Linked DNA regions of Homo sapiens: region 2 is linked to region 1. A link is an interaction called in ENCODE POLR2A ChIA-PET data of the cell type or tissue named here. Cell type or tissue: A673. All regions are shown on one strand. Each heading gives the region's core, and the rest is flanking DNA. Links, peaks and the distances in the headings are about the cores only.

Region 1 (10,101 bases), core at 837-8,836:
GCTATGCTAACTATTAATAATTCAGGTTAATTGGTTTTCAACTTTTTGGACTCTACAGACAAAGCACAGAGACTTACCCATGAGTAAAAATACAGTGCACGTGTCAGGAAGCTTAATAAGGCAGGGCGCCACCGTCAAAAGCAGGAAGAGGAAGCCGGTGAGGGCAGGGCAGGGGGGAAGGCTGGCGGTGCCAATACCTAGTCTCAGGGATCAGGGGTGCCTTCTGTCATTAGCGGGGAGTGTCACGTGTATTGCTTACTGCTGCAGTTAGATAATGGAAGGTACATCTGTCAATATTGATGTAACTATTGGGAGGCTGTAACAATAGTAAAGACAGCTAAATTCTTATTGATCATAATAGGAAAATAAGCTGATCAAGAAATCAGAAAGATCTGGGAAGTAACCAGAGAAGAAATGGAATCAGAACCATTAAAAGCGGTTACCCCTGAGGAGCAGGGCTGGAGGTGGGAGGGCTGTTTGGGGGCCGCCCAGCATCGCCCTTTTTCCTTTCCTCCATTTCTCCCTGTCTCTCTCTCTGTCTCTCTCATCAGCCCTCCTGCACTCTTTCAAATGTTAAACCTATGCATTTATTACTTTCATTTTAGAATTTAAAATATTTAAAGGTTTACTAAATACACATTAGAAATTAGGTTACTCAGGAGAACATGAAGTTTTTCCTGAGTACTCTAGGGACACTCAGTTATTAATAATTGATATGCAGCTCCCATGCCATGGTCGTCTGTTACAGTAGGTCTCCATATACCTGGCCTTAGGATATTCTTTATTTATTTATTTTTTTTTCCATAGGTTATTGGGGTACAGGTGGTATTTGGTTACATGAGTAAGTTCTTTAGTGATGATTTGTGAGCTTTGGGTGCACACATCACCCGAGCAGTATACCCTGCACCCTAATTGTAGCATTTTATCGCTCGCCCCCTCCCACCCTTCCCTGCAAGTCCCCAAAGTCCATTGCATCATTCTTATGCCTTTGCATCCTCCTAGCTCAGCTTCCACATATCAGTGAGAGCGTGATGTTTGGTTTTCCATTCTTGAGTTACTTCACTTAGAATAATAGTCTCCAATCTCATCCAGGTCGCTGCAAATGCCGTTAATTCCTTTTTATGGCTGAGTAGTATTCCATCATATATATATATATATATATATATATATATATATATATATATATATATAAACAATTTCTTTACCCAGTTGTTGATTGATGGGCATTTGGGTTGGTTCCACTATTTTGCACTTGTGAATTGTGCTGCTGTAAACATGCGTGTGCAAGTATCTTTTTCGTGTGACTTATTTTCCTCTGGGTAGACACCCAGTAGTGGGATTGCTGGATCAAATGGTAGTTCTACTTTTAGCTCTTTAAGGAATCTCCACAGTGTTTTCCATAGTGGCTGTACTAGTTTACATTCCCACCAGCAGTGTAGAAGTGTTCCCTGTTCACCACATCCACGCCAACATCTACCGTTTTTTTTTTAATTTTTTGATTATAGCCATTCTTGCAGGAGTAAGGTGGTATTGCATTGTGGTTTTGATTTGCATTTCCCTGATAAATAGTGATGCTGACCATTTTTTCATGTTTGTTGGCCATTTGTATATCTTCTTTTCAGAAGTGTCTATTCATGTTCTTAGCCCACTTTCTGATGGGATTGTTTGTTTTTTCTTACTGATTTGTTTGAGTTCGTTGTAGATTCTGGATATTAGTCCTTTGTCAGATGTATAGATTGTGAAGATTTTCTCCCACTCTGTGGGTTGTCTGTTTACTCTGCTGACTGTTCCTTTTGCTGTGCAAAAGCTCTTTAGTTTAATTAGGCCCCAGCTATTTGTCTTTGTTTTTTTTTGCATTTGCCCTTTGGTTCTTGGTCATGAAATCCTTGCCCAAGCCAATGTCTAGAAGAGTTTTTCCAATGTTATCTTCTAGAGTCCTTATAGTTTCTGGTCTTAGGTTTAATTCTTTAATCCATCTTGAGTTGATTTTTGTATAAGATGAGAGATGAGGATCCAGTTTCATTCTCCTACATGTGGTTTGTCAATTATCCCAGAACCATTTGTTGAAAAGGGTGTCCTTTCCCCACTTTGTGTTTTTGATTGCTTTGTCGAAGATCAGTTGGCTGTTAAGTATTTGGGTTTATTTCTGGATTCTCTATTCTGTTCCTTTGGTCTATGTGCCTACTTTACACCAGTACCATGCTGTTTTGGTGACTATGGACTTCACTTCTTGTATCATTTTTTGGATTTCCTTGCATTGGACTTCGCCTTTCTCTGGTCCCTCTCTGATTAGCTGAATAACTAACCTCCTGAATTCTTTTTCAGGTGAATCAGGGATTTCTTCTTGGTTTGGATCCATTGCTGGTGAGTTAGTGTGATTTTTGGGGGGGTGTTAAAGAGCCTTGTTTTGTCATATTACCAGAGCTGGTTTTCTGGTTCCTTCTCATTTGGGTAGTCTCTATCAGAGGGAAGGTCTAGGGCTCAAGGCTGTTATTCAGATTCTTTTGTCCCATGGGGTGTTTCTTTGATGTAGTTAGTACTCTCCGCCTTTTCCTATGGATGTGGCTTCCTGTGAGGCGAGATGCTGTGATTATTAACTCTCTTCTGGGTCTAACCACCCAGCACATCTACCCGGCTTCAAGCTGGCAGTGGGGGTTGTCTGCACAGTGTCCTGTGATGTGAACCATCTGTGGGTCTCTCAGCCGTGGATACCAGCACCTGTTCTGGTGGAGGTGGCAGGGGGGTGAAAAGGGCTCTGTGAGGGTTCTTAGCTTTGGTGGTTTAATGTTCTATTTTTGTGCTGGTTGGCCTCCTGATGGGAGGTGGTGCTTTCCAGAGAGCATCAGCTGTGGTAGTATGGGGAGGAACAGGTGGTGGGCAGGGCCCCAGAACTCCCAAGAGTATATGCTCTTTGTCTTCAGGTACCAGAGTGGATAGGGAAGGCCCATCAGGTGGGGGCAGGGCTAGGCATGTCTGAGCTCAGACTCTCCTTGGTTGGGTCTTGCTGTGGTTGCTTTGGGGGATGGGGGTGAGGTTCCCAGGTCAATGGAGTGGTGAATCTAGGAGGATTATGGCTGCCTCTGCTGAGTCATGGAGGTTGTCAGGGAAGTAGGAGAGAGCCAGCAGTTACAGGCCTCATCCAACTCCCATGCAGTCTGAAGGGCTGGTCTCACTCCCACTGTGGCCCCACTAACAGCACCGAGTCTGTTTCCAGGCAGTGGGCGAGCAGGGCTGAGAACTCGCCCCAGGCTACCCACCACCCCCTAGCTGCAAAAGCAATTAGGGCTTTCATTCTTCCCCCGCCTGTGGAGTCTATACACCAGCTCTCACCCTCCCCTGAGTTCTGGCCAGGAGGCTTCTCGCCTGGTTCAAATTGTTACAAAGTTCGGCTGGAGAATTCCTTCTCCCTGTTGCATTTCCCCCGCCCTGCACCTCCGGTCACCCTGCCAAAAGATCCTTGTGTTGCCACGTAGGAATGGGCTGCTTGGGGACCCAGCGAGCTCCCAGGGCCTTTCCCGCTGCTTCCTCTACCCCTGTATTTCGCTCTGCTCTCTAAATTGACTCAACTCCAGGTAAGGTTGGAAACTTCTCTCGAAAACTAGACCTTCAGTTTCCCCAGTGGGGGTGTGTGCTCGGGGGCGGAGGATCTTCCTTTCCCATTTCCACTGTTGGGGCACTCACAGTATTTGGGGTGTCTCCCAGGTCCTGCAGCTGTCTGCTTCCTTCAGAGGGTCGGTGGGTCCTCTTGGGATTCCTGGTTTGTTCTGGATCTAAACTTAATGATGTGAGCCTCCACACACTGCTCAATCCATCTGAGTCGGAGCTGCAATCTAGTCCTGACTCCCATCTGCCACGATGATCCACGATGCTCTTTTTTCAAAAAAAAAAAAAGAAAGAAAAATCTTTTTAGAGTGAGGGTCTTGTTCTGCCACCCAGGCTAAAATGCAGTTGTATGGTCATCACTCACTGCAGCCTCAAATTCCTGGACTCAATTGATCCTCCTGCCTCAGCCTCCCAAGTAGCTGGGACTACAGGCGCGCACCACCATGCCCAGCTAATATTTAAAATTTTTATTTAATTTTTTCTTGTAGAGATGGAGTCTCGCTATGTTGCCCAGGCTGGTTTTGAACTCCTGGCTCAAGCCATCTTCCCACCTTGGCCTCCCAAATCACTGGAGTTACAAGCATGAGCCACTGCACCCGGTCAGGACATTCTCACATTAGTCCTTATGGATCGTAGTCTGCCCTTGAAAATACTAAAATTATAGTCCTTTGAGAAGAGTTTCCAACTATGGCTTTTCACTTTCACACACATTGTCCCTACTCCCCTCCAGGCCCCGACACTGATCTGATTTTGTGAGGTTTAAGTGGACCTGTTTTTGAGCGTTTTGTAGCATATTGCTGGGATGGAGTGGGAGGGTTGGAAGTGGTGAGGAACGTTTTCCTGCAGGTCAGCTAAATCAGCCAAACTCATGTTTACAGATCGCTTAATAAAAGTCAAAGTGAAACCACCTCACTGGATCCCTCAGAGAAAAGAAATGCAGATTTGTTTTACTTGGACAACCTAATATTTGAATAAAAACATCTCCGAAGTCCTTGCCCAGTCACTAAGATGGCAATGGCCAGGTCTGCGGGAAACTGTCCCAGGCAACCTTCTGGGGCCTGTGCCTTGAGTAGACAGCTGGCCCTGAGCTCTTGGCCACTCGAGCCATCTCCAGGACCCCCTTGGCAGGAACGTCCAGGAGTCAGCACCTTGAGTACACTCGAGCCCCAAGTTCTGTTGCAGAAAAGGCTCTGTGTGCTGTCATCTCAGCTGCTGGGGCATCGCCCAGGCTGTCAGGGGTCAGGGTTCCCCCAAGCCCAGGTGTGCCCAGGTCAGGCATCTCTGGAAAGACCACATGCTGGCTATGGGTAGACACCCTGAGGGACTGGGCATGCCCACGGGGGCCGGACCCTGCAGACTGGGTGCGTCTCCCTCTGGCTCCCACCCCAGGAGAAGGTTTCCATGGAGTCGCAGCACTTTTCCTAGCAGGGGCAGGGGCTGGGGAAGGTCCGGCCCCACCTGGCTCAGGACAATGCCTCTTGGTGACAACATGGTCTTCATGCTTGGTCCCCCCACTTTTTCGTGACTGGTCCACATTGGCTCAAAGAAGCTTCCCTCTCATGGGAGAGACTTGGTGGAACAACACTGGAAATATGGGCAGGGGCAGGAGGGGCTTTATAATCCATCAAGATAGGAATCTCAGTGCCTAATTTCTAGTAAATAAACAGTTGTCTTTGCAATAAGGTATAAATTCCTTTACAATTAATTTTTTAAATTCACCAAGTGCTGCTACAGAGTCGATCTTATGTATCAACTCAGCAAACAGGTTCCAGGTGGGTAAAGGACACGTGGATTCCCCATGTGTGGGTGAGCCTGGTGCCCAGCCGCCCATGTTCGCCATGCTAGCCACGCGGCCTCCTCGTCCCGGCCCCTCCCCATCCATCTCCGGCTGCTCCCTGAGCCCACGCCTCCTCCAGGGCTGGCTGCCAGGGGTCTCTGCCCCAGCTGCAGGGGTGGTGTTTCCCTAGTGCGAAACGCGTGACACCCAGGGTTTCACACATGGCTATGTCGGTCTCCTCAGCTGTGTTGCAGGCAGAGGCAGTTCTTTTGAGCCCTTCTCAGTGCCTGTGCACCCTGCGGGGGTCCAGCACGGCACCTGTGCCCTGGATGCTCAAGGTAAGTGACAGTTCCCGCTCATCCTGAGCAGCCTCAGGCCTTTCCGTGGCTGTGCTCATCCATATCTGTCTCCGTGGCATCAGCCTTTCCGTGCGTGTCCTTTGCCAGCTACACTGCTCTTGGAATGAGGCAGGGTGTAAACAACTGCAGTAAATACAGAGGTTGCCTGGAGTCCTTGCTAAGGGACAGTGAGGTAGCATTGTTTCCAGGCCTCCCTTGAGTGAGCTGACTGGGGTCCCAGGAGGAGGGAATGAGGAACAGTGGGCTTTCTAGAGTTGGGGCATCTGAGGGTGAGTCTGACTGTGGGGAAGGATGAGGGTAGTAAGGGACAGGGGACATGCTAAGTCAGCATGGCAGGACCTCCAGGAAGCCAGCATGGCTCTGAGATGGATGAGGGCGGGCTGTGTTTGGCAAGTGAGAATAGCAGCCTGGGTGGTCACGTGGCCAGAGCCCTGTGTGCCAAGGCTGCAGTGGCAGAAGCGAGGAAGCAGCCACCTACGTGGGAACGTGCGTCCTGTGCCAGGCTCGGAGCCCCGGGCTTCTTATGCACTGCCCTTTACTCCCCACTGTGCCTGCGTGAGATCAGGGATGCCCCTGTCTCTATCTGCAGGGATTGGGGAATCCGTTGCCTGCCCGAGGTGGGGCAGCGGGGGAGCTGCTGGGTGGCCCTGTGGGCGCCTGCGGCTCCGCGGTGTCCTCCGGCCTCTGAAGCACTGCCGCATCCAGGCCTGCTCTGCACTGACTACTGTGGAGGCGGCACTGCCCACAGGACAGCGGCAGTGACCGCAAAGGAAGAGAGGAGGAGGGTAAGGGCGGTTCCATGGAGAATGAGGACGTCATGATTATTTAAGGAGAACAAAAAATATGTGTGCCACCTGCGAACACCCGTCCTTCATCCGCACGGCCGCTGCCTGTCTGTCCTTCCGTTCAGCAGGAGGGGCCTTGTGCTGGGTCTGGTGCCGGTGCCAGGGCCGGGGACGCTGGGGTGACAGCCCAGCCTTCAGGAAGGTCTTCGGTGGGAATGGAGAAAGCCGGAGTCTTCACCAGCGAGCCGGCCCTGCTTCCCTTCACTCCCTGGGACAGATACTCCGGGAAGCTGGGATGAGCAGGGCTTTCCCCACGGCAGGCGTTCTCGTGTTTCATGGGATGGCGGCAGAGTGGCATCAGGGCAGAGAGGTTTGACTGCAGCCAAGTGCGTTTGCAGCATCCCTTACTTACTATTCCCCAGCCGGGGTCTGGGCCTCTTGGTTTCAGGTGATGATGCACCTCCCGGAAAGTCTGGGTTTCTTGTCTAGAAAGGAGAGGCAGAGACCTGGCAAGCCAGTCTCCCCGAGGTCTCCTTTCTGTCCTGGTGTCTGGGGGCTCCCGGCACAGCCAAAGTGTGGCCTGTGGCTGCCACTGTCCTCCGAGGACCAGCCCTAGTGCATGAAGAAGCCAGCTGCAGCCACGGTGGTCCTTGGGGTGGGCCCAGCTCCCCGAGGAGCTCCATGTGCACCCACTGGGGCAGCTCCCGGCGCATCCGTCTTCCCCAGAGAGGACGATGAGGCAATGCCTATTCCAGGGATGTTTTCCACAGTAAATCTGAGTCCGGCTCCGTGAGATTGAAGTCCCTGGGAGTGAGGCTCTGGGGCGGCTTGACCGACTCCAGCAGAGTAAATCCCCAGAGTGGATGACGACTTTCCAGCTGGAAATGGAGCAGGATCTAACCAGGAAGAGGAATGGCAACTACTCAGCCGGACTCAGCAGCGGGCAGGAGCCTCCGAGGGCACAGGTCAGGGCCAGGGCTCAGAGAGTGCCATGGTGATCGATGAGGACTTCCTGGGGGCGAGAGGGCTGGTGAGGCTGGGCCAGGGCTCAGAGAGTGCCGTGGTGATTGATGAGGACATCCTGGGGGCGAGAGGGCTGGTGAGGTTGGGCCAGGCCTCAGAGAGTGCCGTGGTGATCGCTGAGGACATCCTGGGGGCGAGAGGGCTGGTGAGGTTGGACGCATCTGAGGCCGCATTTGTTCATTTATTTATGCTGGGCTTCATTTCACTAAGGATTCAACATGGCTTATAGAGAACATAGCGTAAAACAAATAAAGGAGAGGGCACTAGGCCTAAAGGTTTTCAGCCAGAAGAGGTAGAGGTCAGAGGGGAAATGCAGGAAAAACCCTCTTATTCTCTTCTTTATTAGATGTCAGTGATGACAAACGCATCCGAAGCTTTTAATATGTCAGGCGCTGTTCTCAGCACTTTAGGAACATTCTCTGATTTAATCCTAAGAGGTCAATGTCATTCTCATTTGACAGCGGAGGCACAGAGAGGCTCACACAGCTGCCCCAGGCCACACAGTGAGAGGGGTGGAGCCGGGGTTTCTGCCTAGCAGCTGTTGCTGGTCCCCACCACCTCCCCAGGGCGAGCTCCCTGGGCAGGAAGAAGCGCTTGGCCACAGGGTCCCACCCTTTCCAACCAAGTGACTCGTAGAATAGCACCTCCTAAATGTTGACATGAATGAGTGAGTCCAGGTCCTGCTTTGGAATCAGGATGTACTGAGTGGCTTTTGCTGAGATGGTAGTGCGATCATTCTACTAACAGTGATAGCTTCCAGCCGTTGAGGGCCTGCTGAATACAGAATTTTACAGAAGTGGATTCTATTAATTTCCCCAACAGCCCTGGGAGGTGTGTACAATTACAATCCTTTGACCGCAAAGGAGACTGAGTCTCCGTGAGGTTAATGAGGCGTTCCAGGTCATGGAATTGCGTGTGGCAGAGCTGGGATCGTATCTGGCAACTGTGTCTGTTCTCCTGCTGCTTCCCAGGACTGGGCCCATGTCAAAGGGGCCTTTCCTCTGTGGGCCTCAGGCCGTGTGCCACCAGGAAGGAAGGATGTGGGGGAATAGACCCAGCTCTGTGTGAAGGACAGGCGGGTGGTGGCTGCCTGCAGGTGGCAGCCCGAGGGCCTGGTCCCAAAGGCCGGTGACGCCTTCTCACCTGCATCCGCTCCTCCAGCCCAGGCTGGCGGTGACTGCTCTGATCACTACGTGCTGTGAAGGGCACGGTGCCAGCCTCTGATCTGGGTCCTTGCTGCCATATGAAGACACCCACCTACCCTGCTGGAGAGGGGCTCTGGAGGGCCAGGGAGAGAGAGGATAGCTGGGCTCCAGTCGGTGCCCCATCCAGAGCCCACAGACAGGACAAAGCCATCCCGGGCCCTCCAGCCCCCGTTGGCCATCGCAGCACACGCCACCTGCACAAAGGTAAGCCCTATCCGGGCTCCTGGCCTCAGGGTGGTGAGCAGTAGACCAGTTGTATTAAGCCTCTGACTTTGCAGGGCTTCCTAATGGAGACCATTCACCGCCCGGTAAGTGACCTAGTGACCTAGCGGAGAACACGCAGGCAGCTTCAGGACTGCTAGGGCTGGAGCCAGACGGGATTGGGACGGGGTGGCTGAGTAGAGCAGTTCAGAACCCGCTAAGTGTGGGCTCAGAGGGGAGAACAGGTTGAAAGATCCTAGAGGAGTGGCAGAAACGTCAGAGGAATCAGAAAAGCACCTCCTAGGGCTGTTCTACAGGATCAAGGGAAAGGAGAGTTTGCCTTCAAACGGCTGTTTGTTTAAAATAGGAAAGCATAAAACCAGGCTCTGACAGGAGAAGAAACGGCAGCAGATGAGCTCGGCCAAATGCTTAAAATGGTCCCAACCACAGGCTCCAGCCACAGACCATGTGGGCCGAGAACCACGGGAAGGGGGTCCACTAGCTGCTGGGCACTGGATTACAGGTCTTCAGGGGTGTGAGGGGAGCAAAGTGGGAGAAACCCACCAGCATCACCACCCGTGTTCCTTTAGGTCAGGGTGCTGGGTCCAGTCCTGATTCCATCTTCTTACAAGTTAGGGAGCTGGGTCCAGGCCTGGATCCATGTTATTATGAATCAGGAAGTTGGGTCCAGGCCTGGCTCCATGTTCCTGCAGGTCAGGGCAGGTCTTCCCCCGAGTGATGGCTCTTGGACTGTGCTCCTCTGGGGCCCTCTCAACTCTGTGTCTGTCATCTGTCACCTGCCTGGCCATTATGGTTTTGATGGCAGTGGATGGGCTCCATGGGACTTCAGGCCTGGGGTGAGACTCAGGACCCTGGGGTGAGCATGGATGGGGATATTGGACCCCTGAAAGAAGGGAAGCTGAGAGACTTTTTTTCCTTTAAAGACTTTTCCATGTTATCTCCACTCAGAGAATTCTTTTCTGCAAAGTCACGGGAGGGAGGTGACATTGAGCCCTCCAATGTGACAGAAACTGTGCTGGGAACTTTACATGTGTTACCTAATTTGTTTAATTATCCCAGCAACTCCACAAAGTAGGCATTTTTATTGTTGAGGAAACAGAAGCTTAGAGACTTTGTGAGACTTGCCC
Region 2 (10,101 bases), core at 1,592-9,591, 130 kb before region 1:
CAGCAGCCCCAGCCACGTGAGACTCATGTTCAGCTGTAACGTGGTATTTCACATCACCTCCTTGTTCGCCCTGTGGTCACTTTCGAAGAACTTGGATAGTTTCAATGACAATTTCCTAAACTGCTAGAGTCCCAAAACTTGCTTTGGGTTCAGTGTTTCAATGAGGTATGAGGGTGGCCTGCGTTTTGGAAGACCTCCAGGCTAGCAGAGAGGCAGGGCTTGGAAATAGCACACCTGCTTCCAGAGCAGCATCTGAAGGGTGGCAGGACAAGCATGTGCCAAGGCCCCAGGTGGCGGCGGGAGACTGTGGCCCTGCCCCACCCGCTGCTCTCATCTGCCATGACGCCACCGCATCAGGATGCCACCCCGTCAGGATGCACCCTGCGACAACCTTACCTACAGCAGACTCGGGCCACGGGGAGGAGAGGGGAACCCTGTGAGGGGCCACGAGGAGCTCTCATGGCAATTACCCCTTAGTGCAGGCAGCCTACTCCTTACTCAGTACCCTCTGCACACGACCTTGGCCCCTCCACCGCCTGGGTACATAGGGGCTACAGCATGCCGAATGAGCTTTCTGGAGCATGGTGAATGAGCTTTCTGGAGCATGGTGAATGAGCTTTCTGGAGCATGGTGAATGAGCTTTCTAGAGCATGGTGAATGAGCTTTCTGGAGCATAGTGAATGAGCTTTCTGGAGCATAGTGAATGAGCTTTCTAGAGCGTGGTGAACGAGCTTTCTGGAGCGTGGTGAATGAGCTTTCTGGAGCGTGGTGAACGCGCTTTCCGGATTGTGGTGAACGAGCTTTCCGGAGCGTGGTGAACGAACTTTCTGGAGCCTGAATGAACTTTCTGGAGCATGGTGAACGTGCTTTCTGGAGCGTGGTGAACGCGCTTTCTAGATTGTGGTGAACGAGCTTTCTGGAGCGTGGTGAACAAACTTTCTGGAGTGTGGTGAACGAACTTTCTGGAGTGTGGTGAACGAGCTTTCTGGAGTGTGGTGAACGCGCTTTCTGGATTGTGAACGAGCTTTCCGGAGCGTGGTGAACACGCTTTCTGGATTGTGGTGAACAAGCTTTCTGGAGCGTAGTGAACGAGCTTTCTGGAGCGCAGTGAACGAGCTTTCTGGAGTGTGGTGAACGAGCTTTCTGGAGTGTGGTGAACGAGCTTTCTGGAGTGTGGTGAATGAGCTTTCTGGAGTGTGGTGAACGAGCTTTCTGGATTGTGGTGAACGAGCTTTCTGGAGCGTGGTGAACGAACTTTCTGGAGTGTGGTGGACGAGCTTTGTGGAACATGTTGAATGAGTTTTCTAGAGCGTGGTGAACGAGCTTGGTGCTGCAGCTGGGTCTAGGTGTGATGTGCTCCCCACCACCCCCTCTGCCGGCTGGTACTCTGTGTGCTCCCCACCGCCGCCTCTGCCGGCTGGCACTCTGTGTGCTCCCCACCGCCGCCTCTGCCGGCTGGCACTCTGTGTGCTCCCCACCGCCCCCTCTGCCGGCTGGCACTCTGTGTGCTCCCCACCGCCCCCTCTGCCGGCTGGCACTCTGTGTGCTCCCCACCGCCCCCTCTGCTGGCTGGCACTCTGTGTGCTCCCCACAGCCCCCTCTGCCGGCTGGCACTCTGGTGTGTTCTTGGACGGTGGCTTCAACTCTCCAAGCCTTGGTTTCCTTGTCTGTATGTGAAATTGATAGCTCCGCCTCTTGGAGCTGCTGGGAGGATGGACTCAGCACGTGGGGACGCAGGGGCTGGCTTGTTCCTCTGGGGCATTGCTGCCTGTGCTCTGCCAGCCGCTGTCTCGGGTGCTCTGCGGGGCACTCTGGACTGTGAGATCCCCTGCTCCCCTGGAGCACACTGCATATGACATATGACAAGTGCTTATGAAAACGCTTCCAGAGTCACCAAGGTAGACACAGCCCGAAGCCTGATGCCTCAGCCTTTCCCTGTCACGGACACCAAGTGTCCCTCACCTCTCGGTCTTCCCATGTGCCCAGGACATGCCTGGTAGGATGGCCCCACCCCCGGGGGTCCTTGGCACTGCTCCTTCTGGGCCCACTCCTGGGGCTTCCTGGAATCTGGCACTTGACACCTGGAGCTGAACGGAGGCCATGTCACGGCCACACGTTTACACAGGAGCAGTGTGTGTACACGTCATACACAGGCAGGCACGGTGACGGCAGTTGTCGAATCACCCTGGGTTTGTAAATGAGGCCAACCTATTTTTTTTTATTAGCATAAAAACAACCTTTTGTGCTGCTCATGGGTTCTGAGGGTGGGGAATCAGGCAGGGATAGCAGGTGTGGCTTGTGTCTGCTCCATGTGCCTGGGGGCTTGGCTGGAAAAAGCTGGAGTCCTGGGAAGGTTTGTTCACTCCCAGTGGCTGCAGCTGGCATTGGCTCTCAGCTAGGAAGATGGAGCCACAGCTGGAACACCTACAGCCGGCTGCCCCATGTCCTCAGGGCAGGGCACTGCTTCCAAAGTGAGGGTCCCGGAGACATCGGTGACTTCTGCTCCGTGCGAGGGTCCCGGCGACAGTCGGTGACTTCTGCTCCATGCGAGGGTCCCGGAGACAGTTGGTGACTTCTGCTCCGTGCGAGGGTCCCGGAGACAGTCGGTGACTTCTGCTCCGTGCGAGGGTCCCGGAGACAGTCGGTGACTTCTGCTCCGTGCGAGGGTCCCGGAGACAGTCGGTGACTTCTGCTCCGTGCGAGGGTCCCGGAGACAGTCGGTGACTTCTGCTCCGTGCGAGGGTCCCGGAGACAGTCGGTGACTTCTGCTCCGTGCGAGGGTCCCGGAGACATCGGTGACTTCTGCTCCATGTGTTAGTAACTCTTGCGCAGCATCAGAAGCTGAGGCTCCACCAGTGCCTCCTGAGCTTTGCCTCCATGTGGTCGGCAGAGCTTTCTTTGGACTCCAACACTTTAATTCTTATGGAGCACTTCTGAAAGAAAACAAGCAAACTCCTGTTTTGAAGCTAGAAGTGCTCAGTCCCCAACGCTCAGTGTTTAATTGGCCCTGAGCCTTGATAGAAGCAGAGGCCGTGGCCAGTGCTCGCTCGCTGCAGCTGGGCAGGCGGTGGGTGTTGCTGCTCCCGTCCACCACAGCTGGGACCTGGGGGGTGGGGGTGGGGGTGGGGGGGTGGGAGGGTGTTGGCTCTGTTTCCTGGCCCCCATTCTGACCCCAGCCCTGACTTTGAGGTTTGCTCCAGGGTGTGCTTGGAGCCTGCTTCTCCCCTGCCCTGTCCCAGGTTCTTCCTCTTGGGCTGGGTGTCTCCAGTTTGTGTGGAGACAGAGGCAGTGAGGGCCACAGGCTCGCTGACCTCGGGGGACTGTCCGGCCTGCCCTGAGATGGAGTGAGCAGCCATCTTTCACGAGGACATTTTCCATGGTGGTCTGACGTGTCCCTGTGTATTTAACCACTTCTCCATTGGGGGACATTGACTTTCACTATCTTGCCCTTGTACAATGCTGTATTGAAGATCCATACCTACACGTCTGTTCTTCTTTCTTGGGGAGAGTTGCTGGGTCACGTGGTTCTGACACCCGCTTTCCCTTCTCACAGTGACCTCACCACGATCTACCCCGGGGCCTCTGCACTCTGTCCTCTCGCAGCCACCTTCTCTTCCTCTGACTCTGCTGCTGGCGGGCCCCCCTTTCCCAACTGTGTGCTCCTTCCTGCCACAAGCGGAAAGGCAGGATAATGACACGGGGAAATGGATTTGGAGTTGGGCAGACTCGAGTTGGAATCCTGGCTCCATTTGAGTTACTGTATCCTGAGAAGTGAACCGTTCTCTGCCCCTGACTTTTCTCATCAACAGAATGGAAATAACATCTGCTTTGTGGAGTGACATTAGATGGGCTGAAGAATGCAAAGTGCAGGCACATAATAGAGATTGAGTACATTTGGGTTCTGTTTCCCTTTCTGCACCACTGTCCGTGGTCTGCACACTGCTCAAGACCCGGCCTCCCGCCCCATCTCCATGTGCCCAGCTTATGTGCAGCCGTGGCGCGGCCTTCTGTGCCTGTGGGTGGCCTCCGGCCCCATCTCCATGTGCCCAGCTTACGTGCAGCCGTGGCGCGGCCTTCTGTGCCTGTGGGCGGCCTCCGGCCCCATCTCCATGTGCCCAGCTTACGTGCAGCCGTGGCACGGCCTTCTGTGCCTGTGGGCGGCCTCCGGCCCCATCTCCATGTGCCCAGCTTACGTGCAGCCGTGGCGCGGCCTTCTGTGCCTGTGGGCGGCCTCCGGCCCCATCTCCATGTGCCCAGCTTACGTGCAGCCGTGGCACGGCCTTCTGTGCCTGTGGGCGGCCTCCGGCCCCATCTCCATGTGCCCACCTTACCTGCAGCCGTGCCGCGGCCTTCTGTGCCTGTGGGCTCTCCCATTTGCACGTCTGCTTCCTGGCCTGCGTCTTGGGGAGACAGCCCTGGGCCTCTGCACCGCTCCCTCGCACATCCTCAGGTGGTTGTTTTCCCTTTTCTTTTTTTCTTTCTTTCTTTTTTTTTTTTTTTTTTTTTAGATGTAGTCTCGCTTTGTCACCCAGGCTGGAGTGCAATGGCGCAATCTTGGCTCACTGCATCCTCTGCCTCTGGAATTCAAGTGATTCTCCTGCCTCAGCCTCCTCTGAGTAGCTGGGATTTACAGACAGCCGCCACCACGCCCGGCTAATTTTTGTATTTTAGTAGAGATGGGATTTCACCATGTTGGCCAGGCTGGTCTTGAACTCCTGACCTCAAATGATCCACCTGCCTTGGCCTCCCAAAGTGCTGGGATTAGATTGGAGCCTCTGTGCCCAGCAGTTTTCCCTTTTCTTTTCTTCCCCTCTTTAACTAGTGGTGCTCGCTGGTATCTGGCTCTCCTGCCCGTCTGGGCGTCCTTTGCAGCTGGGGGAAGGCATGGCGAGTTTTGGCCAGTGTGCCGGGGTGTGAACGTGGTGCATCACTTCTGGGCGTGAGCTCCTTCTCAGTCCTCTTGTGCCACTGCAGGCAATGCGGAGGCAGCAGCTTCCCCCTCAGCTTGGGTTGCAGAGTGAGGAGATAGGAGTGGCCCCGCCACCTGCTAGGAGGGGTGGTCAGGGCAGGAGGTGGGCCTGGTGGTTCGCAGCCCCTCGGGTGCCTCCATGTTTGTTGGCGCAGTGTTACTTGGCTGCTCGGACCAGTGCGCCATGCTGCTGGTGTGGGGAGGAGGCCAGCCCAGCGTGGTGGTGCTGAGAGGTGCATTTGCTGCATGGACCCTCTTAGGATGTCCCTGCCCCAGGAGAGCCTCATCACTGTGATGGCAGTGGGAGCCAAGGGTTGGGGCAGCTGGCCTTCCCCTGATTCCTCAAAGTGGCAAGGACTGGTATGTTTCATATATTCTCCAAATGAGGACTGCAAAAACAGGGAAGACTAAATTGGGTTGGGGGGCACTGAAAATGGAATAAATAAGCAAAATAAAGCAGAGTTTGCATTAAGTAAAAGGACAGATCACCCCTAGGTATTCAGGGCTATTCCGCTGCTCTGTAGCTGACAGGCATTGTCTAAAAATAGTAAGAGCACCTCCTCGAAGCTAATTCTTTCCTCCTACTCTGTGCATTTTGTTTGGGTGGTGAGAGTGGCGTAGTCATTAATAAGGCAGCAAACCAAGCCCGTTTGTCAGTGGGAAGAGCGGGGCCTCTGGACCTGCTCCTTGTTCCTGGAGCACGGAGAGCACTAATGGGCACCCGCCGGGCACAGCCCCTGCAGCGCCGAGGTTCAGCCAGCACCGCGACAGGCGCCGGCCTGGTGCAGACTCGGGAGCGCACACTTCAATGGCTGTTCCCTGGGCAACGGAGTTGCCGCCGCCAGCTGGCTCTGCCCCCAGAGCCCATCAAAGCACACACCCTGCCAGGAGCCGGCGCAGCAGCCCGTGCGGCCGTCTGTAGGCACCGATGTCAGTGCATTGGCAGTCGGGTTTCAAGGTTAAACATGAGGGAATGAACGGGATGACTAACGAGACAGAGACCGCAATCTGGGTATGTTTATGCACCAGGTGGGAGGGAGTGACGAGGGAACACAAGAAAGGAAGTGCCGGGCTCATTGAAGTCTGTGGGGCTGTGTTTTTTGTTTTTTCCACACAAAAGGCTGGAAAGACAGATTTCACCACTTGGTCTGAGGGTAAAAGCATGTTCAGTCCAGGGCAGCTGCTAGCCATGTCCGCAGAGCTGTCCATCTTCAGGCCTCTGTGCAAGCTGCACAGAGGGGCAGTGCCCCCACCTGACGGTGGCCCGGGGCTGGTGATGGTTGCCGACACCAACCCAGCAGGGAGCTGACTTGGCTCTCCTGTTGGCTGGTTTGTCCTAGAATTTTCATAAACTTACTTATTTGATCTTTGCAGGGATTCCTCCTTCACTTGACGGCTGCACCAACTGGCTCTCATCAGTGAGCTTTTTTTGTGGCATTGAATATAAAATTCTCATTTCCACGTACGCAGTGCCCCTTTTAAAGCATCCTGGCATTTGAACTTGGTATTTCCACCTAACACTCAGTTCCATTCATGTGAGCCCCTCTAGTGCTTAAAAAGGGTCTCTATCATCCCGCAGAAACTTTGGTTTTAATCTCTCATTTTGTTAAAACTATTTTTTGTTTGTTTTTTCTCTCTGATCTATAGGAATTTGAAATAAACACAGTTACATTTGAAAAGATATGGAAAATCCAAATAATTTATTTCAGAATCAAGTTTCAACATAAAATTTTAATTTGGGATGGTTGGACAGGTAAAAATAAGAATATTTGGCATATTCCACATTGTAACATAATGAATGTCAATGCTGTTTCCGCCTTGACCGTCTGAAGGGAGCTAGTTCGATCTACTGAGCCCTTCCAGGCACGCGTTCCTGTATACGTGGGTGTTGCTCATGAGCACTGTGTGATAATAGTGACTTTTTGGAGCCGCTGACTAAATTTCCAGATTTTTCCTCAGTTTTTTCATCTCACCACTCCAGTTGCTCTCTTTTATGTGCCTTTTTCCATCGTTTTGCTTTGCTTTACCTTTTCATGAAACAGATGTAAGTATTCCCAGGCGCCTAATCCCTGGATCTGTTTACCTTTCATAATGAAGACTTCTGACTTTTGAGAAGTGCTCACTAACTCGCCCTATGTTCTCAGGAAATGTGCACGCTCACTGGATTTCTGTAAACAAATCTCCAGCCTTCCTGGAGGGACACCGAGAAGGAGGGCAGGTCCCAGCCACCACAACCAGAGGGCACTTTTGGGCCAAGAAGAGAAATCTGACTTCCCTGATTTCCAAGTTGTTGAGTGGATGTTTGTGTCCACTCAACTGTGTGAGCCAGACCTCGAGTACCGAAAGACCAGGGAGTGTGGTGTGCATTCCAGCCATGAAGGCAAGGACAGGGTGCTGTGCCCAGGGAACATGGCTTTATGTGGATGGGGGTGGGTATGGTGCTTGGGTTCTCCTAGAGGACCACGTAGGAGACAGCACCCCAAGCTGGAGGCCAGGTACAGGGATGAGTCACCAGAAGGAGGGAGATCAAGGGGAGGAAGAGCGTCCAGCAGCAGCAGCTGCACAGGCGGCTCCTGGAAATGACCACAGGAGGAGGCGCGGGTGGCACTGGCTGCTTGTGCTCAGACCTCTAACCTGGGCATGCAGCTTCTCATGTCCTGAGGCTGAGAGGAGCTGCCTCTCCTTGAGTGCGCTGGAAGGCACAGCTTTCACTGTGGCACTGGCCATGTCCCTCTGGGTGCCATCACCTCTAGGAGCCATATTGTGGAAGCCATGCCAGTGGCCTCTCATGGGAGTGAAGGAAAGAGCTTCCCCTGAACAAAACAGGCCTGCTGATGTTAAAATCAGAGCGGATACTTGTAGCTGACTTAGACAAGGCAACCTCGTTTGCTCGCAGCCTTGAGCCCTTCCCATCTGCAGGCGCGGTCAGGGTTGTGAGCGAGTTGGCCAGAGCCCCTCTTCCCCTGGAGCAGGTTAGATTCAAGTTGGGGGAGACAAGCAGAGAGGCGGGGCCAGTCTTCCCAGGGCCACTCACCCGCGGCCCATCCTGTTCCTCATGCCAGGGTGTGGCTCGTGTGAAGCCTGAGATGCCGCCTCGAGGCACCTGGAGGATGGGAACGAGGCCGGGCGAGGAGTTGGGAGACCGGGTCCGAGTTCCTCTGTGTGCGTGAGGGAGCGTGGAGCCTCCTTAAGGTTTTGCCGACTTGTCTGTAGCTGTGGGTAACCACCACGGTGCTTTGCAACCTGTGAGGCTCCGGACTCAGGTTTAAAGGGGCTAAGCAGGGCGGTCAGTGTGGAAGGAAGAGTGTTTTGGAATTACTGCTGCATCTCCCCTTTTTTCTCACAGTTAAAGAATCGGAAAGGCATAAACCACAACACATCCCTTTCCTCTTCTAAGGTGATTACAAGAAAATGGTGAACCAGAATGGGCTCCATAGAAATCATACAAATACATAAAAATAGAAAGATAAATAGTAACATTTATTTTTCTTTTCTCCGTCCTTACAAAAAGCTACTTGCAAAACTGCAGCTGATAGGCTCCAGGCTGCGCTGCGGTGACTAGTAAGAGGATGAGGTCCTGTTACTTCTTTTTAGCCAGAGACGTGGATATAAGTGAGAGGTGTTTGATTCCAGTGAATCGTTTGGCATGTGATGGAACACACCTAAACTTCCTGGGTTGTGTGTAACTTCGCATCATGGTGTTGGTTCACCTCACAGCTCTGCGCGTCAGGTCAGCGGAGCAGCCTCCTGCAGTTGCACAGATGAGCAGGCCGCTGTCCCGACCCTCGTGCCTGGGCATTCACCATTCCATACCTTCTTTAAACTCGCTTCTGTTGAGTGTCTACCTTATCTCTTAGGCTGCATGATATGTGCATTCATTTCCATCTCATTTATTATTTTAAAAATCCCCAGAAGAGAAGCATTGGTATCTGTCTACATTTTGCAGCTGGGGAGACTGAGGCTTAGGGATTGTAAGTGACACCTTGCCCAGGATCCCAGCCAGCAGGCCACAAGCGGGGATTCCGACCTTGCCTGGTATGATGTCCATTTGGCCCTGCATCCCTGTATCCTACGCTACCTCGCTGGGCTCAAGGTGACAGACTATTCCGACCTCTTCCCAGTATTTACTGACAAATATGTTTTTACAGATAAATTGATTGAATATTTTTATAAGAGAGTGTTTTTGATATTCCAGTGTGGGAAAAAATATTGGAAACCTAATTACATCAGTCAGAAAATCATCAGATTTCCAAAGAATGAAGGGATGAAGATTTTTTGGAGTGAGGGGTGTTAATTAATTTCTGACATGATCGGTTGCGAGGTGTATAATGCTGATTTTTAAAAACTACCTCCTAAAGTGCTGTGTGTCACATTTGCTTTAGCAAATGCTGGCAAACCCACATTTTCCTGTTTTAGTGAGAACATGGGTGTCGAGTCACTGTCCAGAAAGTAGTTTGATGTCAAGCAGATGTCACTGTTTCCTTCTGTAGGCATAAAAAAATGGTTCGATGTACTCAGAGCACAGGTGAACTCACGTATCAACCAAGGTTTATGCTGTCTGCCAGATTGCTTCTGTTGGCTGGAGGTGAGGCTAATGGGCTGGCGGGAGGTTGGGCAGTGCCCCCCGTGACCTCCTCCCTGCACAGGGCAGCCTCTGTGGGGCTTATGGGGTTGCCAGTTATGGGGTTGCTGGGGCAGACATGGCCTTCCATCTGCTTGATCTTCCGGGCTTGCCTGAATCCTGTATGTAGTTGGGTTTTGGAGGTGGGCCGACCTCGCTGATGGTCTGGGGGCCCTGAAGCGGACTCAGCTGGAGGGGAAGGCCCCTCCCCTTAAAGAAATGGCCACAAGTGGAGCCTCCGGTAGAGCAGGCCAGGCCAGGCCAACCTCAGGGGTCGGAAGTCGTGAGGAAGGAAGAGGGTGAGCTGGGCCTGGCTGCCTCCCAGCCTGCTCCTGCCAGGGTGCTGTGGGGACTGGGGAGGACAGGGCTTGGATTAAGGAGAGATGGTGCCCTGGGCAGAGCAGCTCTGCACGGAGGGAGGGTACTCTCTCAGAGGGCTGGCTGGCCACAGGTTAAAGGCAGGTTCCCCTGGCTCCTGCAGAGAAGTGGTAGCTTGGAGGAGGTTCCTGGT

Evidence for each region. Peaks named below come from ENCODE experiments on the same cell type or tissue, not always from the same donor. Only the 100,000 strongest peaks of a DNase experiment are listed, where the experiment ranks them.
Region 2: POLR2A ChIA-PET joins it to region 1 with 5 read pairs; 3 of 35 experiments call an interaction of 5 or more read pairs at or near these places.

What each region holds. Positions count from the first base shown.
Region 1 is chr2:3,144,402-3,154,502 of GRCh38, reverse strand. All of the region lies in intron 2 of LOC107985840 (a long non-coding RNA gene), which reads left to right. Among named protein-coding and RNA genes, the nearest start is that of LINC01250, 23 kb to the right of the region's middle. RefSeq lists enhancers at 2,641-2,700, 2,711-2,970, 2,981-3,050. In A673, for the core only: no CTCF peak of the experiment used is centred there; no DNase peak of the experiment used is centred there; H3K27ac peaks cover 622 bases.
Region 2 is chr2:3,278,350-3,288,450 of GRCh38, reverse strand. The region is part of intron 3 of EIPR1 (EARP complex and GARP complex interacting protein 1); the gene reads left to right. Among named protein-coding and RNA genes, the nearest start is that of EIPR1, 94 kb to the left of the region's middle. RefSeq lists enhancers at 1,556-2,133, 2,134-2,712, 7,471-7,971. In A673, for the core only: a CTCF peak has its summit at 1,598 (motif pointing left); DNase peaks (open chromatin) are centred at 1,650 and 5,800.